Linked DNA regions of Homo sapiens: region 2 is linked to region 1. A link is a loop called in an ENCODE intact Hi-C map of the cell type or tissue named here. Cell type or tissue: heart left ventricle. All regions are shown on one strand.

Region 1 (5,000 bases):
ATTCCAAAAGAAAGAGAAAGAAGGAATCCTCCCTAAATCATTTTATGAAGCCAGTATCACCCTAATACCAAAACCAGAGAAGGACACAACGAACAAGGAAAACTACAGACCAATATCCCTGATGAACATAGGTGCAAAAATCCTCAAAAAAATACTAGCTAATTGAATCCAACAGCATATCAGAAAGATAATACACCATGATCAGGTGGGTTTTGTTCCAGGGATGCAGGGATGCTTTAATATATGCAAGTCAATAAATATGATATATCACAAACAATTAAAAGTAAAAACCATGTGATCATCTCAGTAGATGCAGAAAAAGCATTTGATAAAATCCAGCATCCCTTTATGTTAAAAACTCTTAATAAACTAGGCATAGAAGGGACTTACCTCAAAATAATAAAAGCCATATATGACAAACCCATAGCCAACATCATACTGAATAGGGAAAAATTGAAAGCATTCCCTCTAAGAACTGAAATAAGAAAAGGATGCCCACTTTTACCACTTCCTATTCAACGTAGTACTGGAAGTCCTAGCCAGAGCAGTCAGTTAAGAGAAAGAAATAAAGGGCATCTATGTGGAAAAGAGGAAGTCAAACTAGTGTTGTTTGCCAGTGATATGATCACGCACCTAGAAAATCCTAAAGACTCATCCAAAAGACTCCTAGATCTCATAAACAAATTCAATAAAGTCTCAGGTTACAAAATCAATGTATACAAATCAGTAGCACAGCTGTACAGCAACAGCGACCAAGCTGAGAATCAAATCAAGAAGTCAATCCCTTTTACAACAGTTGCAAAAAAATAAAATATGTAGGAATGTGCTTAGCCAAGGAGGTGAAAGCTCTCTACAAGGAAAACTACAAAACACTGCTGAAAGAAATCATAGATGACACAAATAAATGGAAACATATCTCATGCTCATGGATGGGAAGAATCAATATTGTGAAAATGACCATACTGCCCAAAGCAATTTACAGATGCAATGCAATTCCCATCAAAATACCATCACAATTTTTCACAGAACTAGAAAAAAAATCTTAAAACTCATATGGAATCCCATAAGAACCTGAATAGCCAAAGTAATACTAAGAAAAAAGAACAAATCTGGAGGTATCACATTATTGGACTTTAAATTATACTGCAGAGCTCTAGTTACCAAAAACATCATGGTTACTGTTATGGAGAAAAAAAAAAAGGCTCTTAGACCAGTGAAACAGAATAGAGAACCCAGAAATAAAACCAAATATTATACAGCCAACTGATCTTTGACAAAGCATACAAAAACATAAATTGGGGAAAGGACGGCCTATTCAATTTATATATTTGAAAAAAACATAAATTGGGGAAAGGACAGCCTATTCAGTTTATATAGCTTTTCCCCAAAATAGGCTATCCTTTCCCCAGTCTATGTGCTGGGATAATTGGCAAGCCACATGTATAAGAATGAAACTGGATCCCCATCTCTGCCTTATATAAAAATCAACTCAAGATGGATCAAAGACTTAATTCTAAGACCAGAAAGCCTAACAATTCTAGAAGATAATATTGGAAAAACTCTTCTGGACATTGGCCTAGGCAAAAATTCATGACTAAGACCCCAACAGCAAGTACAACAAAAATAAATAAATGGAACCTAATTAAACTAAAAAGCTTCTGCACAGAAAAAGAAATAATCAGCAGAATAAATAGACAACCAGAGAATGGGAGAAAATATGCAAACTATGCATCCAACAAAGGACTAGTATCTGAAATCTGCAAGGCACTCAAACAAATCAGCAAGAAAAATACAAATAATCCCATCAAAAAGTGGGCAAAAGACATGAATAGATGTTTCTCAAAAGAAGATATACAGTTGACCAACAAACATATAAAAAAATGCTCAACAGCACTAATCATCATGGAAATGGAAATCCAAACCACAAGGAGATACCATCTTACTCCTACAAGAATGGCCATAATGAAAAAGTCAGAAAACAATAGATGTTGGTGTGGATGTGGTGAAAAGGGAACACTTTCACACTGCTGGTGGGAATGTAAATTAGTACAACCTCTATGGAGAACAGTATGGAGATTCCCTAAAGAACTAAAAGTAGATCTACTATTTGATCCAACAGTCCCACTACTGGTATCTACCCAAAGGAAAAGAAGTCATTATATGAAAAAGACACATGCACATCCATGTTCACAGCAGCACAATTCACAATTGCAAAAGATGTGGGACCAACCTAAGTGCCCATCAACCAATGAATGGATAAATAACGTGGTATTTATACAACATGGAATACTACTCAGCCACAAAAAGGAATGAAATAATGTCTTCTGCAGCAACTTGGATGGAGCTGGAGGCCATTATTCTAAGTGAATGGAATACTTAGAAACTCAGGAATGGAAAAACCAAAAACCATTTGTTCTCATTTATAAGTGGGAGCTAAGCTTTGAGGATGCAGAGACTTAGAGTGATATGGTCTTTATGGACTGGGAAGGAAAGAGTCTGGGGGAGAAATTAAAATCTACATATTGGACCGGGCACAGTGGCTCACGCCTGTAATCCCAGCACTTTGGGAGGCTGAGTCGGGCGGATCACCTGAGGTCAGGAGTTCGAGACCAGCCTGGCCAACATGGTGAAACCTCGTCTCTACTAAAAAAATACAAAAATTAGCTGGGCCTGGTGGCGGGTACCTGTAATCCCCGCTACTCAGGAGGCTGAGACAGAAGAATCGCTTGAACCCAGGAGGAGGAGGTTGCAGTGAGCCGAGATCGCGCCACTGCACTCCAGCCTGGGCAACAGAGCAAGACTCCATCTCAATAACAACACCACCACCAAAAAAAAAAACAACCACATATTGGATGTAGTGTACACTGCTCAGGTGATGGGTGCACTAAAATCTTAGACTTCTTCACTAAGGAACTTATGCATGTAACCAAACACCACCTATTCCCCCAAAACTATTGAAATATAAAAGCAAAATAGTCGAACTCAAGAAAATAAAACTGAAAAAAAAAATCTGAGAGGAAAAGCACTTCTATTTAGCCTACTTAAAACTGTTTCCTCAAAATCTGGGCTTTGAGTAAACAAACTTACCACTTTCTCTGTTGCCACCTGGTCCAAGCCACCATTGCCTCCCACGTGGACATCTGAAAACCTACTTGCTGTCCCCAGATTTCACCCTTCCCCCTACAGCTTCTGCCCCAAATCCTCCCAAAATGTCAGTGGATTGAGGTCCTTTGCTGGAAACATCCAGTGGCTTCCAGATCTTCTCACTTGGAGTGAGAGACAGAGTCATTCTAATGACCTGCAGAGCCTTCCAGCCCCTTCCACCCCTCAGCCCCCCACCTCCCAGTTCCCTTTCTGGCTCCTCTCCAGCCTCATTGGCCTGGCCTACGCCTGCCAGTGGCCTTTCGTGTGCTGTTCCCTCTTCTGGAAGGCTTTTCTCCTGAGTGGCGTAGTCACTCCCTTCCTTCCCTAGGTCTTTCTTCAAAAGGTGCCTGCACACAGAGGATTTTCCTGGCCTCCTGCGCTGGTTTGCTCCTCCTCGTCTGCTCTGCCCTGCTTTGTGTACTGCAGCCTCAGCCCTGGGGCTTCTTGGCCCTCGGACTTGTGATTGGATTCAGCAAATGGGAGGCTCTGTCGGGAGACCTGCGGAGGGACGGGAGAGGAAGTCGTTTCAGGGCTTTACCTTCATTCTCTCCAGCCGGACTGTGGTTCCGCAGTGCTGCCGGGTTCCTCTGCCTGGCCACTGGCCTGATCTAGACTCCAGCTCTTGCTGGGCTTAGCAATACTGTCCTCTCCCCTTTCCCCCTCTGTGCCAGGATGGTAACTGTGTCCCGCACGCCAGTCTCTGTTACTTCAACCCTCCTCACCTTTGTGAGCAATCTCTTTTTCAAATTCTTCTCAGTTAACGTTTTAATTTTTTCTTTTCTTTTCTTTTTTTTTTTTTTTTTTTTTTTTGAGACGGGAGTCCCTCTCTGTCGCCTGGGCTAGAGGCAGTGGTGCGATCTTGGCTCACTGCAACCTCCGCCCCCAGGTTCAAGCGATACTCCTGCCTCAGCCTCCTGAGTAGCTGGGACCACAGGCGCGAGCCACCACACCCGGCTAATTTTTATATTTTTAGTAGAGACGGAGTTTCTCCCTTTTGGGCAGGCTGGCCTTGAACTCCTGACCTCAAGTGATCCACCCACTTCAGCCTCCCAAAGTGCTGGGATTACAGGCGTGAGCCACTGTGCCCAGACCTCAGTTACCTTTGAGCAGGCCAGCTCTTCCCTGCTGAGACCCTTAGCTGGTACCTCATCCTCTGTGAAGTTCACCTCCCCTCAGCACTTGTTACCCCTCTACCTTACTGCAGTTTCTCTTTTGTTACTTATCAGACTTCCTATGAGTGTGTGTAGTTGATTGTCTGCCTTTCCCACCGTGGTATAAACTTCAGGGCAGGGATTTTTACCTGTTTGCCGATTATCTTTGGTACCTCAACAGAACTTGGCATGTGATGGGGGTCTCTCTCTCCTCTCTCTCGCCGTCTCTCTTTCTCTCTGTGTGTGATGAATGAGTGAGTGAAATGAATGACCTACTTATCTAGCTTAAATTTATACCTTATATCTCTCAAACTCAGGGAGAAACAATAAATTTCTGTCAAGTTAGTAAATTTAACGAGTGTACAAGTCAAAGAGACCTTTTAGAGACATGAAATAGGGAAGAAACCATCAGAACTGTGGCATATTTTGCATTCTTTTGCCAAGAGGGTTTCCACAGTTAATGCCACTGATTTTTATATCCTACTCCTCTCCCCTGAATTCTGTTTTATTTTCTGAGGCAAATCTTTGAGTAATTCTTTCATTGGGGGTCTGTGAGTAGAAGAATTTCTACCTTATCTAAATCTTTATTTCACCCTCACTGGGTTATAGTTATCTTCCACTAGCATTTTGAAGATGCAATTGCAATTTATTCTGACTTCTGATATTTTCTTTTTTCTTTTTGAGACAGAGTTTTGCTGTTGCTCA
Region 2 (5,000 bases), 82 kb before region 1:
GGCATGAGCCACTGTGCCTGGCCAACATTCATCTTTTATCTCCCATTTTCTTAACATTTTATTTTCTAGGAGATATTCTCAACTTATTTTCCAACTCTTTTATTGAAGTTTTAATTTTTGCTATTTTTATTTCCAAAGTTCTTTTTCTCAAGCTTTATTTTTTTTTAATAGCATCTTGTTTTTGTTACAGGACAGAATGTCATTTATTATCTAAGGATATTAGTTATTATTTTTTAACATTTTCTTTGATACCTTGTTTTCTCTAGGTTGCTTTTCTTCCCTGTTTGGTTTTGGTCTTTGTCTTTCATGTTTAAGAGTGGGGAGCTAGAAAGTTGATTGAAAACTGAGAGAGTGGGTGGGCCCTGTTGACTGCTAACTTCATTGTAAGGTTTGCCTGGCTTGACCACTTGCTGGGACCTCCTGGTGTCTCTCTTGTACTTTAGGGAATATAACCAGCTAAGTCTCATAGAGGGTAAAGCCTGGCTTGCCTGCATAAGAAATGCCGATTAGGGCAAGAGGGCTGGAGACAAGCTGTTTGCTCTGCTCTGTTTTGAAACCATGCCTTCAAAACCCATCCAGTCACCAGCCTATACAGCCCATCTCTTTTAGCCTCACTGGAAGATGTATTTAACCAGTCCCCTGTTGATGACATGGAGTGGTTTCTAACTTTTCCACTATTACAAATAATGTAATCTTTATAAGCATGGTTTCAAAATAATCTTGTATAAGATGACAGCAAAAGTGAGGGGAAAAATAAACATTGAAATAAAAATCTTGTGTAAATGTTTTTGCAGGATAGATTTCTAGAAATAGAGTTGCCTAGACAAAGTAAATGGTATATATGAATTTTGAAGTTTATTTGATATTGCCAAATTGCTGATCTCCACCTGTAATGTATGAAAGGTTGTATGCATTTATATTCATTTTAGCAGTCTACAGGAGTGCTATTTCCTGCCCATGCCAGCATTGTTTCTTGTCTTTTTTTATTTTTGCTAATTCAATGGGCATGAAAAATATCACTTGTGTTTGAATGATTTTTATTTATTTGATTATTAGTAAGAATGACATACTTCTGGGAATTGCTATTTGTAATATTTGCTCATTTTGACATAAATGCTTGAAATTTGGTTGTAATTTTCTATATTTGGTTTGGGGCTTGATAAGAAAATGTGACAGAAAAAATAAATTTGTTTACATATAGCCACTTCAGGGCATTTATCTATAATGAGTTTCTATTCAGAATGATTCTTTGCACAGTTTTGAATGTGTTAGTTTACATGTTAGTCTTACACTATTCCTATATGAATGGTCATATAGGAAATAAAGTCATACTTTGACTTTATCTCTAATTTTGTTTTTTCCTTTTATGTCTAATTTTTAATGTAATAACTATTTGCATAATACTATGTATTTGACAGAATGCTTTCACATACATAATCTTACAACAAACAGCTTATGCGGTTGGTTGTATTCTGCAGATGAGGAAACTAAGGCCTTAAGAAGTTAAGAGACTTGCCCAAGTGTCTCCTGTACTGCTTCAATAATAATAGGAAGGGCAAGGGGTCTCAGGCTCAAGTTCTCACCCTGCAACGGATTTATTCAGTTGTTGTGTCTGTCTTATCAGCTGCAAAATGAGGATTCTTTCCCCTTTCTGTATTAGCAGGTGATATCTAAAAGCTAATTATGTTCTTAAATAATAGCAATGTTATTATTTTCTTAATTTAGAAATGAACACAGAAGCGGAGCAACAGCTTCTCCATCACGCCAGAAATGGCAATGCTGAAGAAGTAAGACAACTATTAGAGACCATGGCGAGGAATGAAGTGATTGCTGACATTAATTGCAAAGGTAAACTTTGAATGGATTTTGTAGCTTTCTCTTATGAGTCTGCACTACTCTTAGCATTTATTTAATGCTAACCTTTCTTATCTATCATGTAATTAATCTCTATCTCTCATGCTAGGAAGAACCCCACAGATTGGAGGAAATGTCTCTCCTAGCCCCCTCTGAGTCAGAGAAAGTGACATAAGAATTTTAAATTCTTAAAATTGTTATGGATCCCAAATATTACAAGCCACAAGGGTGGCTCTAGCCCACAGGATACATCCTATTGAGAGGTGACAGCGTGCTGGCAGTCCTCACAGACCTCGCTCGCTTTCGGGCCTCCTCTGCCTGGGCTCCCACTTTGGCGGCACTTGAGGAGCCCTTCAGCCCATCGCTGCACTGTGGGAGCCCCTTTCTGTGCTGGCCAAGGCTGGAGCCGGCTCCCTCGGCTTGCAGGGAGGTGTGGAAGGAGAGGCGCTAGCGGGAACCAGGGCTGCGCGCGGCGTTTGCGGGCCGGCTGGAGTTCCGTGTGGGCGTGGGCGTGGGCTTGGTGGGCCCCGCACTGGGAGCAGCCGGCCGGCCCTGTCGGCCCCTGGCAATGAGGAGCTTAGCACCCGGGCCAGCGGCTGCGGAGGGTGTACTGGGTCCCCCAGCAGTGCCAGCCCACCGGCGCTGCGCTGGATCTCTCACCGGGCCTTAGCTGCCTTCCTGCGGGGCAGGGCTCAGGACCTGCAGTCGGCCATGCTTCAGCCTCCCACCCCCTCCATGGGCTCCTGTGCGGCCCAAGCCTCCTCGATGAGCACTGCCCCCTGCTCCACAGCGCCCAGTCCCATCCACCACCCAAGGGCTGAGGAGTGCGGGCGCATGGTGCAGGACTGGCAGGCAGCTCCACCTGCAGCCCCAGTGCGGGATCCACTGGGTGAAGCCAGCTGGGCTCCTGAGTCTGGTGGGGAGGTGGAGAACCTTTATGTCTAGCCCAGGGATTGTAAATACACCAATCGGCACTCTGTATCTAGCTCAAGGTTTATAAACACACCAATCAGCACCCTGCGTCTAGTTCAGGGTTTGTGAATGCACCAATCAATACTCTGTATCTAGCTACTCTGGTGGGGCCTTGGAGAACCTTTGTGTCCACACTCTGTATCTAGCTAACCTGGTGAGGATGTGGAGAACCTTTGTGTCTAACTCAGGGATTGTAAAGGTACCAATCAGCACCCTGTCAAAACAGACCACTCGGCTCTACCAGTCAGCAGGATGTGGGTGGGGCCAGACAAGAGAATAACAGCAGGCTGCCGGAGCCAGCAGTGGCAACTCGCTGGAGTCCCCTTCCACACTGTGGAAGCTTTGTTCTTTTGCTCTTCGCAATAAATCTTGCTACTGCTCACTCTTTGGGTCCACACTGCTTTTATGAGCTGTAACACTCACTGCGAAGGTCTGCAGCTTCACTCCTGAAGCCAGGGAGACCACGAGCCCACCGGGAGGAACAAACAACTCCAGACGCGCCGCCTTAAGAGCTGTAACACTCACCGCGAGGGTCCGCGGCTTCATTCTTGAAGTCAGTGAGACCAAGAACCCACCAATTCCAGATACACTATGATAATTTTTTTTTCTTCTTGAAGACATTGCAGTTGACCCAGCAGGTCTGAGTGTTTACTGTGTGTCTTGGAGATAATGATGAAGAGACACATGGGATCCCTGCCCTTATTGAGCTTAGTCTAGTAGATTAACAGATCAGACTAGTCTGCATTACAAAATAGGTACCAGGATCTGGAAGTGCAGGTGTCATGGGAGAGGTGTGAAACTGGAACTTGAAGGATTTGCTTCTTGGAGGAGACGATTCTAAGATGAAATGTGAAAGAGTAGGAGTTAACCAGGTGACGATAGAGAAGAAAAAATGGTTCAAGGAAGAAGAAACAACATAGCAGCCAAGTCATAATATGCCATGTGTAGCAAAGTGGCCAATACATCACAACCTTGCATCAAATGTGCAGAGAAATAAAACGTGTTCTCAAAATGGCTCTGGTATTGTAATAAACCTCTTCATGTTCTGGGAGGTATGGGGAGAGTAAACGTTAGTCTTTGGGTACTTCTGTCTTTTTTTTTTTTTTTTTTTTTTTTTTTTGAGACAGGGTTTTGTTCTGTTGCCCAGGCTGGAGTGCAGTGGCATGCTCACAGTTCATGGCAGCCTCAGACTTCTGGGCTCAAGCCTTTGTCCCACCTCAGCCTCCAGAGTAGTTGGGACTACAAGCACATGCCACCACGCCTGGCTAATTTTTGTATTTCTTGTAGAAACGGGATCTTGCTGTGTTCCCCAGGCTGGTCTTGAACTCCTGGTCTCAAGCGATCCTCTCATCTCAGCCTCCCAAAGTGTTGGGATTACAGGTGTGATCCATTGCATCTAGCCATACTTTTTTTAGTAGCCTTTTTGATAAAGTCTTGATCTCCCTTCCCCTGTGTTTCCTCTAGCTTGGTGTTTGAGTGTAGAGGTGAGACTTGCTGTGTGTTCGTGTGGTGGAGAGGCAGGTTTTCCTCGAATCTATGACTTGGCTTTGGGTCCTCAGCCACCCTTGTCTTCCTGGTGCTCCTTAAGCATTGGAAGCTGACGTGAAACTCAGGTAGAAAGTCAAACTCAGGTCTCTCAGTGTGTCGTGTGGCATAGGTAAGGCTCCTTGGCTGTATCAGGAGACTCTCATGTTGGCTTGTGTTACCCTCTGTCACATCTTCATCTGGCACCTGGCCTAGGCTTGCTGGTTCAATGCAGACACACTCCTGTTCCCTTCTTGGGAGAGTGGCATGTGGGAGCCAATGACATGGGGGAACCTAGAGCAGCTCTGGTTAGCCAAAATGCAGCCTTCCCTCAGGACACCTTACTGAGTCTGCTTTGATGTGGCATCTGGCAGGGGAGTGCTAAGATGGGCGATCTAGGGGGGGTCTTTTCCTGCATCCCGGAAGCAGCTTGCCTGTTCTCTATGTCTCCTCAATGTATCCCACTTTCCGAGTTTAAGATCCAGAGCCACGTGTCTCAGCTTTTGTCTTTTTTTCTTCCACAGTTCCTCAGTCCCAGAAAGGGCTGGCTTCAGGTGGATATTTTATTCTTTTTGCTACTTCCTCCTCCTGTACCAGGGCAGCAAACCTCATGACCTCACCCTCAGTGGGGAAGAAATAGCATCTTTGCA

Evidence for each region. Peaks named below come from ENCODE experiments on the same cell type or tissue, not always from the same donor. Only the 100,000 strongest peaks of a DNase experiment are listed, where the experiment ranks them.
Region 2: a loop joins it to region 1, with 2.2 times the contacts of the local background. A loop is called at or near these places in 1 of 110 quality-filtered maps.

What each region holds. Positions count from the first base shown.
Region 1 is chr18:24,292,059-24,297,058 of GRCh38, reverse strand. The region is part of intron 14 of OSBPL1A (oxysterol binding protein like 1A); the gene reads left to right. Among named protein-coding and RNA genes, the nearest start is that of MIR320C2, 27 kb to the left of the region's middle. In heart left ventricle, no CTCF peak of the experiment used is centred here; no DNase peak of the experiment used is centred here.
Region 2 is chr18:24,374,261-24,379,260 of GRCh38, reverse strand. OSBPL1A (oxysterol binding protein like 1A) reads left to right here. Exons shown (of 28, transcript NM_080597.4): 2 at 1,726-1,848. The coding sequence starts at 1,728. The region is part of intron 2 of LOC124904268 (a long non-coding RNA gene); the gene reads right to left. Among named protein-coding and RNA genes, the nearest start is that of OSBPL1A, 21 kb to the left of the region's middle. RefSeq lists a silencer at 322-616. In heart left ventricle, no CTCF peak of the experiment used is centred here; a DNase peak (open chromatin) is centred at 2,368.